Regions from separate parts of the Mus musculus genome. Here region 2 is linked to region 1. Evidence: chromatin contacts called from ENCODE Hi-C data. All regions are on one chromosome and are shown on one strand. Each heading gives the region's core, a stretch centred on a gene start or an enhancer-like site at or near the end of the contact. The rest is flanking DNA. Distances are from core to core; before and after follow the strand shown. Region 1 overlaps 4930556M19Rik (RIKEN cDNA 4930556M19 gene). Region 2 has its middle 44 kb from the start of Gm19276.

What was found. Hi-C counts contacts between places; a loop is a spot of excess contacts on that map.
Region 2: a loop to region 1 is called in a map of left cerebral cortex, with 2.2 times the contacts of the local background. The contact joins two enhancer-like sites. A Hi-C loop is called at or near these places in 3 of 37 maps with a recorded cell type or tissue (CH12.LX, left cerebral cortex and regulatory T cell).

The regions. Positions count from the first base shown.
Region 1 is chr15:10,744,575-10,752,391 of GRCm38, reverse strand. The region is part of intron 2 of 4930556M19Rik (RIKEN cDNA 4930556M19 gene); the gene reads right to left. Among named protein-coding and RNA genes, the nearest start is that of 4930556M19Rik, 34 kb to the right of the region's middle. Within about 2 kb of position 4,861, at least 1 of the 3 ENCODE cell types and tissues checked has a DNase peak (open chromatin) inside an H3K27ac peak, as active enhancers do.
Region 2 is chr15:10,869,062-10,876,878 of GRCm38, reverse strand. No RefSeq gene overlaps it. Among named protein-coding and RNA genes, the nearest start is that of Gm19276, 44 kb to the right of the region's middle. Within about 2 kb of position 4,144, at least 1 of the 3 ENCODE cell types and tissues checked has a DNase peak (open chromatin) inside an H3K27ac peak, as active enhancers do.

The sequences.
Region 1 (7,817 bases), core at 3,612-6,111:
GATCACAGAATGGCAGGCTGGTCAGATTCACTAAAGGAAGTCTTCAAGAGTTTCAAAATCAAGCACATGTTTTGGGGGATGAGAGAATGAAATGTTATGATCCTGGTGTCAATAAGTTGCAAGATGGGTCGGGGTGGAAGAGCTTGGAGACAAGAAGACCATACGGCAGTTATTTGAATATAAGCTTTGACAGCTGGAAATGATGGGGCCATGGTTAACCTGACCACTGATTACTTCAATAAAATAAAATATGGCTCAGGAAAAATCACTCTTAATCACCATAGAAACATTTCTTAACTCAGAGTTCAGAACCAAGCCTAAGATGTTTGGTATTATGTGCTATTTGTATTTTGCTATTCTAGCCCTCTTTGCTCAGTGGCTGCCCAACTCCCTGCTTTGAAGTTGGAGCTAGGATAACCTAAACTAATAGCAGGAAACCCATACTATAGGTAGGTCTCCTGCTGTCCTACTTTAACTATTACATCGGGCATTGTAAATCCTCAGTCCCTGAAGCTAGGCAAAATCTATCTGCTCATCTGTTGTTAATAAGGTTGATTGGGTAGCTGAGGTCATGGTTGTTGGTCTAAATCCATCGCACTGGGCAGTCAGCTTCATTGCTCCTTGACCACAAACCATATCCTCAGAAGACTCCTTCCTCAGTTTCAACTATGTGAGGGTTAGAAGACCAGAAACCAAAGTCTCTCCCTGGCTTGGGAACAAAATGAAAATTCTATCAGTCTTCCAACATCTCCTCCTTCATCCTGTTTCTGAGATGGCCTTCTTCCCATGTTTATGTCCTCTGCGCAATGCTGGCCTTCCATATTTGGTATCCTCAGGCTTGCTTTCACTTAGAATGAAATAATATTACTTCAACACCTTTGTGTGTTGTGAACAGTTCTGTTAGAACGATGACCCAGGCCTGAAATACTCAAACAGCAGGAGGATCAAAAAAAGTTCATATAGCCCAGGATACCAAGTGAGACCTTGTTCAAAACAAAAGGCACAGAAAACCACAGTGAAGCCAAGTACACTGCCTTCTACATCACAAAGCTTTAGGTAAGGAAGTGAATCACCATGCTAGGACTCGATAGGCTAAACAACAGGAAGGACTGGATAGGCTAAACAACAGGAATTTATCTCCCAGCTCTGTAGTCTGACAATTTCAGTAGGCTTAGTTTCTTAAGAGACATGACTCTTACTGTATATGCCTGTGAAAAATCTCTCTCTCTCTCTTCTCTCTCTCTTGCTCACTCTTTCACTCTCTCGCTCTGTGTGTTTGTGTGCGCGTGTGCACACTAACCTTTTCTTCTCTTCTCATTAGAAGAGTCAAAGGCAAACAGAACTCATTCATGTGAATCAAACGATGACTTTTATCTTAATGATCTCTTTATAGGGACTGTCTCCAAATACTGCCATCTTTTTAAGATACCAGATTAGAATTTCAACATGTGAGTGTAGAGGGCATAACAAAGAACTTACCAGGCAACTCTCAAATTCAAAGGCTAAATACATATCCCATTGCTTTGTACAACAAATATGAGCTAATAAAAAAAAATCAGCTTTAACTCCAAACCAGATACAGAAAAAGACTTTAAATTCCTCTTGGTTATATGTTTCCCAAGTTCTAAACCTGTTCTTTGGGCCTAACAATTATGAGACTCCTAAAATATTCAAGGCACTATGTTGAATTTGCTAGAAAGTTACTGTTGACTCAAATACGGTTTTCTTTTGGCATCTGTTATTCCAGGTCTCTAATGCTGAGCCAGTTTTCTCTCACACAGATTTAAAGGCAGAACTCCTGCTTAGAGCATCTCAACTGGCAAGGGAGAAAAACTTACCCCGAACACCAGCCTACACTGCTGAATTTAGATTCTCCCAGAGCAGGAAGACTTTTGAAGTCCTACAATCCATCACACCCCCTCACTTCACAGTAAGGAGACTAGGGCTTAGAAATCCAAATGATACAGTGGAGCTTTGGTGGCTAGCATATAGCTTGAACAAGACATACCTGGCTTGGAGAACTGGCTCTAGCATTTGTCAAATCATTTGTTCTACACCCCTGTTTCTTCATTTGCAAAATAATAATAGGAACACCCAATCTCACAGAGCTTTGTAAGAATTGTGTAGCTATTTCCTCTGAGTGGAACCATTCTCTCCTGGAGGAAAGAGGGAGGTTTAGAAGGGGCTGAAGTAAGTGGAACTAAAAGGCTCAGGAAACTCATGAGGCTGACACGATTCAAATGGCCCCTCCCCAAAGAGATGTAACTGGTACCAACTGTAGAGAGAGGAGACTGGCACTCTGAGCTGCCTAAAAGTTAGGTAGGAAGCTCCAAGGATATTTTCTTCATGATTCCTCACACATGCTGAGGTGGGCTTTCCAGTGACCCGGCTGCCTTTGAGTCAATCATACCTCTGTCAGTAGCCCCTTACTCCTATAAATAACTCTAGTAAGCCCGTTGGCTCGCTAAGCTAAGTGTGGGTGGAATCATTCCTGTGGTCTGTCTTTGGTGCCCTGTCTGGAATGAGAGGTTATACAACAGGGGGGTGAAAAAGTATAAATACACAGACTTTGGAGTACAGAGTGAATCCCAGACACTTGATAAAGGTCAAGTATATTTATGTCAGTACTGGGAGGGATACAAGAGACTCCCTGTGGAGTAGATGCTTCCTCTGGCTCTTGGAGATTCAGATGCAAGCCAGCCCCTCGTTTGTCAATAAAGCCCTAGAAAGAGTTTCTCACTTGATGTGGGATTTTGAATAGATGACTTCTAATGTTCTTTCTTCACGGTCACTTAAAAGCCAAGAAAACTATTTGATTTATGGCACTTTCTTAGACAACATTTAATCTACTCTGCATTACCATATACACGAAGCAGCATCTCTGGAGGTACTATTTCTGATTCATTATGCTAAAAATGTGCCTCCATTTGTTCTCTTGTTCATTCATTCACTCACTAACTCATTCATTCACTCACTCACTCACTCATTCATTTACTCATTCGTTCATTCACTCATTCACTCATTCATTCACTCACTCATTAGCTCATTCATTTATTCACTCGTTCATTCATTCGCTCATTCATTCACTCATTCATCCATTCACTTTCTACAATTGCAATGATCTTATAACATTCTCGGTTCTGTGTTAGGCACAGTAAAAAACAAATATAAACCAAGGCAAGCTTCATCGAGGAGCTTCGGTTCATCAGCTGAAGGACACAGAGAAGTTAACTCAGCTTGTACACGGCAGTGCCTTGAATAAAGAAAAGAATAGAAGCATATAGCAGGTGGTGGGTGAGTTCTGGACTTTATCTCTGTGATCAGTTTCCGAAGATGAGGAGAGCAAAACTGAGTTTTAAAAGAAAGATCTGCTATTTCGTGTGGATGAAATGATATCGACAGAGGTAACAGAATGTCAAGGAATCAGGGATCAGTGACACAAACGCTGAGTTTTAATGGTCAGCTTTGCTTGGATTGAAAGGTCACAATCGGACTTTATTTCTGGACGTATGTTTACTTAATGCAGTGTACCTGCCTACTTTGTCCAACCCACCTAGCCTGGGGCTCTTCCCTGCCTCCTTCTAATCTTTCAAGACATTGGCAGGTAGACAACAATATCAATCAAATGAGTGACATCTTTCCTGCTGTCATGTCTAGACTGTCTCTCTCTCTGAACTCTTGCTACCTCACAAGAGAGAGATAAAGTGACACACACAATGTCATCCTTAACCTTTCTGATTTATGAACTAGCCTCCACACCGAATGCTATTTCATCTCAAGACAGGCCTGGGCTTCTTGGTGACATGGTCTGCGGTTTTACATCTTGGTAAAAAAGAAATTTGATAAATTATCAACCATACCCAGTCTATGCCTGATAATTACAAAACCTGTTGGAAAAACATACCCCGAAAAGACTTTTTTATCTGAGCCTAGAATAGCTCAGTCTGATGATTTCATGGGGCATTCTACTTCTAATTTCTACATCACTGGATAATTTCAAAAGGGCTGTACTGGGCAATCCTGAGTCAGTCACACACTTGATTTACAGCCTTTTCAACTTTTACAGTGGAGTGGAGAGGTGAGTCCCGTGTTATCACATAGCATTTGCAGGTTGCTGAGCTTCAAGCCATCCTGTCACAAAATATCAACTGCTGTGAAAAAATATACATGTAAAGAAGCCACAGTAGATGGAACAATAATAGCATATCCCATTTTATATCTAAGCAGCAGTATACACCTCCGAATATTTCTAAGTTATATACAAATGCTTTAGAAAGCAAAGATGGTTTCAAAATTAGAAACACACCCTTAGCCTAATTTAACAGATTGTGGCAAGATATTTTTTTCTCTTCTTTAAATTGGCAGGTCGTATTTATTAAGTCTTAAGTGAGACTTCTCAGATGCGAACAAATGCATTAAAATAGTGGGGTTTTTTTTCCCCTAGGGTTGGATCTAAGCCAAATTAATGAGAAATGAGGAAATGACTCATTGAGAGCATGAGATACTCCACATTTTAGAATTTATATTTTCCCCTCCCACACTCACCCAGGAGTGGGCTCCAGCAAAGTCTCCAGCAACACATACTGCCTGACACCCATGCACACGCAGGAGCCAACCGAATAAAGCGCACCGTGCTAAAGACATATGAGCAGAGTAAACTGGTCCTGAGCAAGCCACATCAGATAACCACTCACTGTACTAGATGGTTTTCTCAAATTCTTTGTAGCCCACGTGTAAGAGAGGCTCTTGGCGTCAGTGTTGGATAATATGTAATATCTTTGGGGCTTTGATTAGCAAGCTTTGGCCTATCCGTTTCCCCTTGAACAAGAGCATGGATTTCAGCACACAACATCTGTAAGCAACAGAAACAGTGGGGGAGGGAGGCGAGGCCAGTGATAAAGATGCTCTGTCCCAAAGCCTCCGTGTCCTGCATGGACTCCAGACAGAACATAAAGCTGCTCGTTAAAAGCTGCTTTTAAAAGAAAAGGCTGGGGATCCCAGCAAGATAGGCAGTGTTCTGGGCTAAGCTATTAGACCAGATTGAAAGTAGTTCCCTTTTTAATAATGAGAAGAAAAGGCCTTTTTTTCCCCACCTTGATCATGCATCCAACCTCAATTAAATGTGACAGGCATGGAGAGAAATCTGCTATTGGGAAGAAAATGAAAGTAAATACAACTTGGATAGAAAAAAATAAAATAAAATAAAATAAAGGAAAGGAAAGGCTAACCAAAAATTAAAAAATCACAAATGGGGAAGGAAATGTGTTGGAATTGTTACAAAAGAAACAATAATCAAAAAATGTGAGCAAGCTGGTACAGCAAAGATTATAGATGAGGCGCTGAAAAAGAAAACAGGGGTCTGTGGAGGAGAAAGGGAAAGGAGGGGAGGGGCAGGAACACAAGGATGGCGTGTGCTATTATGCGTGATAGATGGCCCATCCATCTTTAAGGCAGTTTTAGAAGAATGAGCTATTGTACCATGGGAATTCTAAGACTGCCCACTGAAGAGATTGTATAATCCATTGCATTTTTTTGTAGGAAAATAAACAAACCACAGACCCAAACACTATTCATGAAACAGGACTGCCTGCCCACCAGTAAACAATGGCTCTCCTTAACAATAGAATGTGTTCCTGGAACATCACCTACAACCCCCAGGGGAAATCTATCAGCAAAGGATGCCAGTAGGTCTCACATCCACTTACAAGGAAGCCTGTCTGTGATCTGCAACAATTCATCAGGCTTTTGATATTGCTCTGAATGTATAATACTCCCATCAACCAATACACTTCTTTGCTGACTGCAAACACAAATGTGTAAGCTCCTTTGGTGGACAGGGACTCTAAATTCCAGCTGTACTTCTGGAGGTTATGATCTTTGTGCCAAAGCACAGATGCCCACCCGCCTGCTCTATGGAGGATTACAAATGGATTCCCCCAAGAGAGGTCTGACAGCACACAGACTTGAGGATTCTGAGGCTCAGGGTTTGAAGATGGAAGAGATTTGAGCTGAGATTTTTCTATATTGATGAAGTTGAAGGTTAAGCGCTCTCTCTTGAAGTCACACATGGAACTCTGCCTCTGCTTGTCTATGTGACAAGAATGCAAAGTCTCAAGGGACTTGCAAGCTGACTCGGTAGAGAACACATACAAGCCAATAATTATAACTCATTGAATAAAGAGGTCTTGCTTTGCCTTTTCAAATTGCAGGATGTGGTTTTAGCATAATTTTTATAAATCCTGATTCAGCACCATGTGGACTTGCTGTTCTATGTAACCAGGAGATGCAATTACAGGCAAATAAAATGTTTGAACAACCTCTTGGTGGTGATCTCTTTAGGGTAATTTTGACCCTCACAGTGGTTGCCTAGACTCCAAATCAGGAGAGAGAAACTTCATTTATAGCTGCATCCTAGTGACCTTTCAGCTCAATGCTACCTTTAGGTAGGAATGAATTGCGACTTCTCACCCACCTACAAGCTCAGTCTGAATATGACTCTAAGAATGCAACCGAACCCCAGAAACCCAGTTGATGGGGATGAAAGTTGAAACAACCACTCTGGGAGATGCCTGGACAAGCATCTCTCAATTTGTTCAGATCCTTAACTCAGAAAACTTACTTCTGTGGCTTCGGACATAGCTCTGTCAGCAGAGTGTTTGGCTAGTGTAAATGAAGCCCTGGTCTAATGCCTAACACCACATACACCAAGAGCGTTGGTACAAACTGTAATCTCCACCCTTGAGAGGAAGAGGCAGGGGGATGGGAAATTCAAGATCAAGGTCTGTTGTGGTACTCATGACCCTGTCTTTTAAAAATTAAAAGTTTTTTTTTTTTTTAAAAAAAAACTCACTTCTGGAAAATCTTTCTAAACCAGTAATCAAGGAAAGATTAAAGGAAAAATATATGATAAAAAAAAAAAGCCTATTTATCATAGTACTGTTTTGGGGAAGCTACAGATGAGAATCAATGTAAATATCAAGCTACAAAGGTTAGTTCATCTACTATAAATTTGATTATAATTGTGTGATGGATTTTGCATGAGATGGTAACCTGACACACAGTGGCATGAGATCATCTCAAGATACTAAATAAAAGAAAAAGTATGGTGTGAGACAACAGAGAATAAAACCAGGCAGGGTCAGGCCGGCCTGTGATCTTAGCACTCAGAAGGTTGCGGAAGAGCTGGGGTGTTGGAGGCTGACCTGTCTGAATCTAGAAGGATGAATTAAAATAAAGAGAGATTTTGTGTGGTTTCATTTCTTGCCTGCCGCTGGGGGCCGGGTGTGTGCATTTTATCCTTCTCTGACATCGTGTGTCAGGCTCACAGAAATACAGATATACTACTCAGGGGTGGGAGAACACAGGCTTAGATGAGAGCCCCAGCCTAGGGGAGAAACAGCCCAAGCTGAGGCCAAAGAGGCAGGGGTTCCCATAAACCTGGGGCTGGGGGCTGGGGGACTCTCTCACTCAGCTCAGGGATGAGTGTCCTGGAGCACGGAGGGCTCTTCTGCAGGAGACTTAAGCGGCCCAGAGCATCTCTGTATGACGAAGGCTTCTCCCACAGTGGTTCTTGATGAGAGCGATAGTCCTGGCTTGTCCAAATTATTTATTAATGGTGAAAAATGAATTCATATGAGGTACTCAGGGTGAACCAGAGATTAAATACCTTCTGCAAGAAGACATGTCTGGAAAGGGAAGCTTATTGGCTAAACTCTCAGAGCAGGCCCATCTAGATACCTCAGAACTCTGTATTCTGCGCTACATGACGAGTGGTCACGATCTTCAAGTGGGATATCGTGGTCACGTGTTCCAGGACA
Region 2 (7,817 bases), core at 2,895-5,394, 130 kb before region 1:
CCAGTTTTTACATCAGTATCTTCTCTTGAGACTGGCTGGCTCTAAAAACTCACTTAAATAGAATACAGCAAATGATGTTTTATGATCCCTGAGTCTAGACACATTGGTTGTCTCTTCTTCATTCACAGATTACCCTAAATCAACCAGTGTTTATTGTTCATGGCTGTCTGTGGGCTTGTAATTTGGAACTGGCACAGCTAATTTCAGGATCCCTCTTGAGGTTTATAAAGATATCGGATAGGACTGGCCTCACTGAGGACTGACAGGCTAGAGGACCCACCTCCGAGCAGTTAACTCTGCTCACATGCTGCTGGCAGAAGTCTTCAGTTCCTTTCCGGCTCGGCTTGTTCCATGCCATGTGACTTTCTCAGTAGTGCTATTAAGGGTCATGGAGGCTGGTTTTCCCCCCACAGTAAGTGACTTAACAGAAACAGAAAGAGGAAACCACAATGTAGTGATTTAAATATTCCGAGGTTAATAACTAATACTGGGAAAATTAATATGGTGGCAGTTACTTTTTAACCAGCTATTACCCAAAGAAAAGGCACAGAGACCCTTAGAATTATAATAAGCTTCAGAGCACTGGCGCTAGCAGGCATCAGCCCTCTTATGTATTTTCTCTGTTCTCATGCCTTGAGCCCCAGTATATTACTTGCCATATTCGTTGATGTTGCTCCTGCTTCGTCAGGCCAGGTCTCACAGCCACATGCTGTGTCCATATTACCCCATGGTGACTTCTTTCCCCCTCCTCCTCCTCCTCCTCCTTTCCTCGATCTCTCCTGGTTGTCCCTACCAGTGATCCCAAGCCTGGAAACCAAAGCCTGCCTGCATCTCTTCTGCCCAGCTATCAAGTGGCTGTCAGCAACTTTATTAACCAATCAGGAATAACTGGGTGGTAAGGTTTACACAACAAAGGCTGATGTATGTGAGAATCTGCTCGTCTTGGAGCAACCAGATCTTGGGATGCAGAATTTAGCATTTGAACCCATAGAAATAGATCAAACCCCACCACAATGTCTTCATATCCTAAAGTTGGGAATCAAATACCAGAACTCTGTCTTATTTGATTATTTAGAAATGAGTCACCATTATTACCACCCACATTTAAAAGATAATTGACCTGAAGATAATTAAGCTCTGCAGATCAAAGGTAAGATTGTCAGAGTATTTGTGGGCCTGTCTAATACTACCACAGCAGGCATGAAAAAGGATGCCACTTCATAGCCGCTTGAGTGCCAGGCAGCAAACAGATAACACCAACAGTAAGAAATGTGAGTGCAAACAAATAAATGTTCATGTCCCTCCCAAAGTCACTTGTCTAAACTTGACCACTCTTAGGATATGATTAAATTATGGGAGCAAAGACCTAGAATAGCATTAGTGTCCACAGGGGGAAAAAAAAAAGAGTCCAAAGAGAAATCTCATTCCCCTTCTGCTTGTGAAGTTTCAGTAAAAAGATGGCTGACCTGGACCATCCCCAGACACTGAAACTCCAAGAAACTTGGTCTTAGACTTGACAGCCTCCAAGGCTGTGAAGAATAGGCTTCTATCATTTGTGAGCCACCTAGTCTATAGTATTTTATTGTGTGTCTTAAGACAGTGAGTAAATTATTCCATATAACTTCAGCCATGTTATTGAGACCTCACCAACACTACCACCACCATCTCTGAGTGCTACCAACTGCTCAGAGAACATCTCTCCTGGCAACTTTTCTAGCTCCTGAGCATAAGTTGTGTCTACTTCGGTCATAGACTTCCTCTTCATCAGATGGCACACTATGTGCCACAGAGATTACAGCAGGGATTCTCCGGGTCAAGGACAACTTTTCTGCTGCTTGAACATAGATAATTTGTTTTGCTCTTGCAAGCCCTAGGTTCATTATTCCTCAATTTAGGAGACAGGTGTAAATGAGGCTTACTGGGGGCTGGAGAAATGGTTCAGGTTAAGAGCAGTGGCTGCTCTTCCAGGAGTCCTGAGTTCAATTCCCAGCAACCACGTGGTGGCTCACAACCATCAACAGTGGGATCTGATGCCCTCTTCTGGCATGTAGGTATACATGCAGATAATGTACGTGCGCGTGTGCGCGTGTGTGCGCGCGCGCGCACACACACACACACACACACACACACATAAAATCTTGAAAAAAATGTTGCTTACTGATGAGTGCCATAAAACATGGCTCTCAATACATGTTCTAGGCTACTGTTTTTTATTTTCATCATTATTATTTTTATTTTCATTGATATATATATACATATATATGTATGTATGTGTGTATATGTGTGTATGTGTGTATATACACCTTTTCCCAGAGCTTCTGACATAAGTTCATGCTATGAAAACCTGGTCTCACAAGTGTAGTGTTAACTCCTCCTTGTAGTTCATTAAGACTTTGTCAGACATTTTCAACTTCCATTGATTTTTACCTCCTGAGTTTCTATTATCCTCTGCTTTCAAAACCACTCAAAGGACATAACATATTAATAAATTAGAAGTAGATTAAAGGCACATATTACAAAAATTGAGACACACACAAAAGTAAACTCTTTGTAAATAGCTGGCTGTAAACTAACATTGGGAAAACTCATGCAGGCCACATCCTATAACTATATAAAAGGTAAACTTTCTATACACAAAAATCAAAACTAAAGGTTAAGAATTCTGAGGCAATACTTGTTCTAGTATAAAACAACAGGATCTGATATCCGTGTGTGTCAATAAGAAGGAAATATTTTAATCTAACCAATAAGAAGGAGAAAAAAGATGAGTGATTAATAAAAGACAAATCACATGCATAAAGTAACAGAAATTAAAAATGAAATATTTTTATAGAAACAGAACAAACGACAGTCACTGGGAGCTCCCTGTTTTCACACATCCAGACTAAATACAATATTATTTACAAAACATAAAAGTGTGTTAGCATGAGCAGTCACAGGCTTGCTGGACACCATGAGCTACACCCTTCTAAGGTTCCTGAAGATGGAAAGTCACCAAGGCTCAGTTGATTGTGATTTTCCTTTTCTGTATGTCCCACAGGCACAGTCCTGCAGCTCAGCGCCAAGGAGAGGGTTTTTGGCTCTGCCCCTGTGCCCCAGAGAAGCCCAGCAGCTTCTAGGAAGGAGGAAGTCCGGTCTTACTCATCTCTTTTATCTCTCACCCTGCTCAGGGAATGTCAGTTCCGTTGAATTTAAATTTGAGATTGCTGAACGGCAAATAATAACGGTGATTTAGGTTCAGCAATCATGCTTTGAATATGGTAGATTGGTTTATAACACAGAACCTTAGGAAAAATAAGCTTGGAAGAAAACACACACCCATGTCCATCCCAGTGCCGTATCGTAAGTCAAATTAAAGAGGAGCACACTGCCAGAGTCAGAAATGCTGTGTTGCTATCATGGTATGAGTGCTGGCGTTGGGTAGGGTGTGCCGCCACAAAAGCCTGCTTTTCCTGGCCCGTCCCTGTTCCAAAATGCGTTTAGCACACTTGAGGCATTTGTTACCGCAGCAGCCAGACCCTTGGGACCCGTTTGCTGTTGTACTTCCATTTACTGTGGTTTATAACAGAATACCTGAGACTGAGTACGTTATAAAACAAGAAGGGCCCTGCTCCTGTAACTATCCGAATCTGTGAGAATGACCTTAGTCCACTTAGGAGTGCAGTGTTCTTATACCATGATAGAAAGGCTATTAAAACTCAGTGTGAAGTTTTAGAGTGACCATTCAGATCACAGCATTTCCCTTGACATGAAATAGAGGAAGAGAAAGGGGAATGTGGGTGCATGAAAGAAAGAGGCGGCAGGAACTCATCCTATCCACGGTAAAAGGAGGAAGAGAATGGGTAATAAGATGTCTGGGGCTTTTTTGACCAGTGATAGAAGTAAAGGGAGATGTTTGATATTAGAGAAAGCCTATGAATGTTTTTTGAATTTGTTAAAAATGTAAGATGAGAAACAATAAAACAAAATCAAAGAGAGGAAAGAATCCGAATTGAGGTCAGCAACAGCCAAGAACGGTGCTGTTTTTCTAATCATTGGCCACGGTGGATTGTCAAGTTCCTTGTCTGGTCTCAGTGGGAGAGGAAGAGCCTAGCCTCACTAGCCTCGCAGAGACTTCAAGTGCCAGAGTTGGGTGGATACTCAGGGGGACCCCACCCGCTCAGAGAAAGAGAGGAGAGGGTATGGGGGAAGGATTGGGGGGGGGGGGGTGACCGAGAGAAGGGCAGTGAGCTGAATGTAAAGTGAATAAGTAAAAAGTAAAATTAAAAGTTAAAAATAAAAATAAAAATAAATCCTCAACAGTCTACACCACTAGGTGGCGATGTAGAACAGCTGACAGTCTGGCAGCCGATTAGTTGGCCTTTACGGCGTGCTCCGTCCACCCACCAAGAAAGATTCCAGTTTCTATATTGAACTTGCATGCATTTTAATATTAAATGCAATTTATCAATGTTCATTATAATTGTTCAAAATGGCGGCCCAAAACAATGGGTGTTGTAACTGTCTGACTGATTGTTTCCCCCAATTGTTTAAGACTTTACACTTTAACCTCGTACTTACTTATTTACTTATCTATTTATTTATTTAACTTCTTAGGAACTTGACATGACTTCTGTGTTGGAAATTTCATTCTAGACAGGTACTTCTTACCAAAAAGATGAGACGATAAGGTATTGTGTCTGAACAATTGGCTAGTTGGGCTTTGGAGAGAGAGAGAGAGAGAGAGGAATAGAAGTGAGGTGGGGTGGAAATGGGGTGGGCACAGGGGTAGAGGTAAGAGGGGGGCTGCAGAAATATCATGTTTGGTAACACTTTTTTTCTTTGCGAGATGACCATTGAACAAGCCAGGCTAGACCACGGTGGTCTAGATAATCCTAAATTTCCACATCTCTTCCTGCGCTGGCATTTCTCATTTTGTTTAATATCCCCGTGAGGCTGAGTGTTTCTGTTCAGCAAGAAATATAAGAAATATTTATATAACTTTCTAGGAAGAATTCCTAAGGTAACCTCATACACATCACACCGTGAAAACTATCAAATAATCGTGTATTTTCCTAGTCATATGTCTTGAGAGGTGTGTGTCTATGAAGAAAGAACAGATAGTGAGAGAAGAGCCAGAGAGTCCGTTTGGTGATTCCAGCTCTTTGAGTGAGCTCATCTTTAGTCTTTAGTCCCCAGGGTCTCACATGTAATGTCCCACAGAATCTGCTGTCCTCCTGGGGAGGGAACTACGAAGCGTACGAAGCTGCAGCTGTTTATTTGGAGATCTGAGTGTTTGGAGGTGCATTTTGGGAAAGTAGGGAAGCTTTTTTGGTCCATAGCAGATTCTCTCTCTCTCTCTCTCTCTCTCTCTCTCTCTTTTTGTGTGTGTGTGTGTGTGTGTGTGTGTGTGTGTGTGTGTGTGTGTGTGTGTTCTAGCTCACCCTTAGCCTGAAGACTCCTGGAGGACATCTCTCCACAGATGCCTGTGACACTGGCCACAACCCGTCCAGATGGCTGTCCCAAGTTTCAATGCTTAGCAACTGGCTGCAGAAACCATTTTAGCTGCCATATAATGGTGAAAGGCTCCCAATTTCATATTACAGCATCCTGAAATGAGTAACTCGGCCCCAGCATCCTCAAACAAGAAACTCTCCAAAGAAAGAGCTTACATATAAGCATTAATAATTTATAAGCATATTGATTACAGACTTGCTACGGCTGACTCCCAAGTACCACTGAAGTGACATCATCCTGGAAGCCACTTGCTTGTGGAGTGGCTGCTTTCTTGTATATGTCAATATTTCCATGGGAAGGCATTAGGAACTGGTCTTCTTAACTGGATCCTCACTATCCACCAAACATTCACTTTGCCTAGGAACCGTTGAGTCAGAGGGCAGTTAGCACCTTGATGACATAGCATTCACCTTTCTCTGTGGCCTTCACTCCAATGTTCTTTCTTCTTTATCAGGAACTTGTTTTGATATTTTATCCTCTTTCTCTGCCTAGTCTTAAGTCCCAGTTAATATAAGTAATGAATCGTCCATTTCAAACTCTTTGAACTTGTATCATGTATACAGTTGGCTTATCACTTTACATGATTAAAGTGTATGGGAATATATATATATCACTTATATATATTCCCATACACTTTAATCATGTATGATTTAGTCATGTATACTCATGATGTCTAGATTGTCGCATGTATATTAAACTTGGGTAATATTCAAATCACCTATATATGTATATACGTACATATATATTTAAATTTAAAAATTTAAAACTAACAATATATATTTATATATATTTTGAAAGACACGGAGTGAAAGATCATGTATCTATATGTTGACAGTAACTTTTCAGTATTAGAAACGCTTCATTTGCTTATTTCTCTTCATTTTCTTGTATGCTTCCCAAGTTTCCAACAATACTCAAGTATTGTTTTTATAGCCATAGAGAACCAGAGTGCGTGATTTGGGGATGATAATAGGAAAGCATTGTGTGTGTGTGTGTGTGTGTGTGTGTGTGTGTGTGTGTGTGTGTGAGAGAGAGAGAGAGAGAGAGAGAGAGAGAGAGAGAGAGAGTGTCTTAGAACTGGTAACTGAAATGACCCTTAACTAATTTTCCACCTAATGGACACTAACATGATTGATGTCACCTAAACATTCACTTCTCATTAACAGAGCAGGGAATCCTGGACAAATCCTATCAGAGCCCGAGGAATCAATCAGGATTATCTGCAAACACTTAATCCCATGCACATCCTGTTTCCGGGACTTCCCAGGCGCAGGCATTGTGAGCCTTCCAGGCAGCTCCTGGGGGCCCTGGAGCAGCACTTGTGACGAAAGCTACCACAATGAAGGGCTGCTGACGTCAGGATTGGAGACGTCCCAGATTTCCTCCCCAGCAGTCAAGAGTCAAGGCGTTGGAGATCTTGACCGTGAACCGCCGCAGGCGGGAGAAACCACAGTACAGTACGGTTAAGTTGGTGTTGCCGATAAAGAGACAGAATAAATAATGTTTAGTGTGAGTGCATCTCAAACATTGCCCAGGATTCACTTATACTAAAGGATTAGTTATCATTTCTCTGATGTTCGAATTTAACTGAACTTTCTTACTGTGCTTTTAGTTGTTGGATATGGTAAAATGGAGAGCCTTCGCTGTCCCCTTCTGATTGGTTCGCTTTACTTATTAAACGCAGCTTTCCTGTGACCACTTATGTTTTATAAATACATGTGCCAGACCATTCTGATCACGTTGCTGCTCTAAGTAAGCCTGGCAGGTAATAAACAAGGAGGGACTAATGCAGAAACTTGGACTGGGCTGGCTGTGGGAGGGAGAGCCTCCAGTATTCTCCCTGGACACTGAAAGCAGTAAAGAGCTCTCGTGGTGATTGACAGGACCATTTCTTGACCGTTAGCTGGCCTGGTTGTTGTACAAAGAAGGTGGTGGTGATAGCAGGCAGTGAGCTCACTACCCTGCCCAGACTGGAGCTGTTGTTCCTCTGAGTACGAAACTGTCCGGGGGCGAGAGAATTGGGCAACGAGAAAGAAACCGCGTGTGAGGTCGAGCTTGGGTCATGGCCTTGCTTCCCACAAGGCACCTCTTGTCTCTAGACTGGGGAAGAACTGATGCAAGGCAGTCTGAGACTGAGAGCCGTCTATCACTGCAGGTGAAGTAAACAGCTAGCCAGCTGGCAGAGTTTGAGGGTCTGACCCAGCACCCTCCACTACCAGCAATGTCTCCCAATCCCAGTCTTTGGTCTCACACCTTGGGGACATCAGGTCATCTGGACTAGATCCTTCCAAACAAGTACATGAGAAAAGACTCTTTACCTG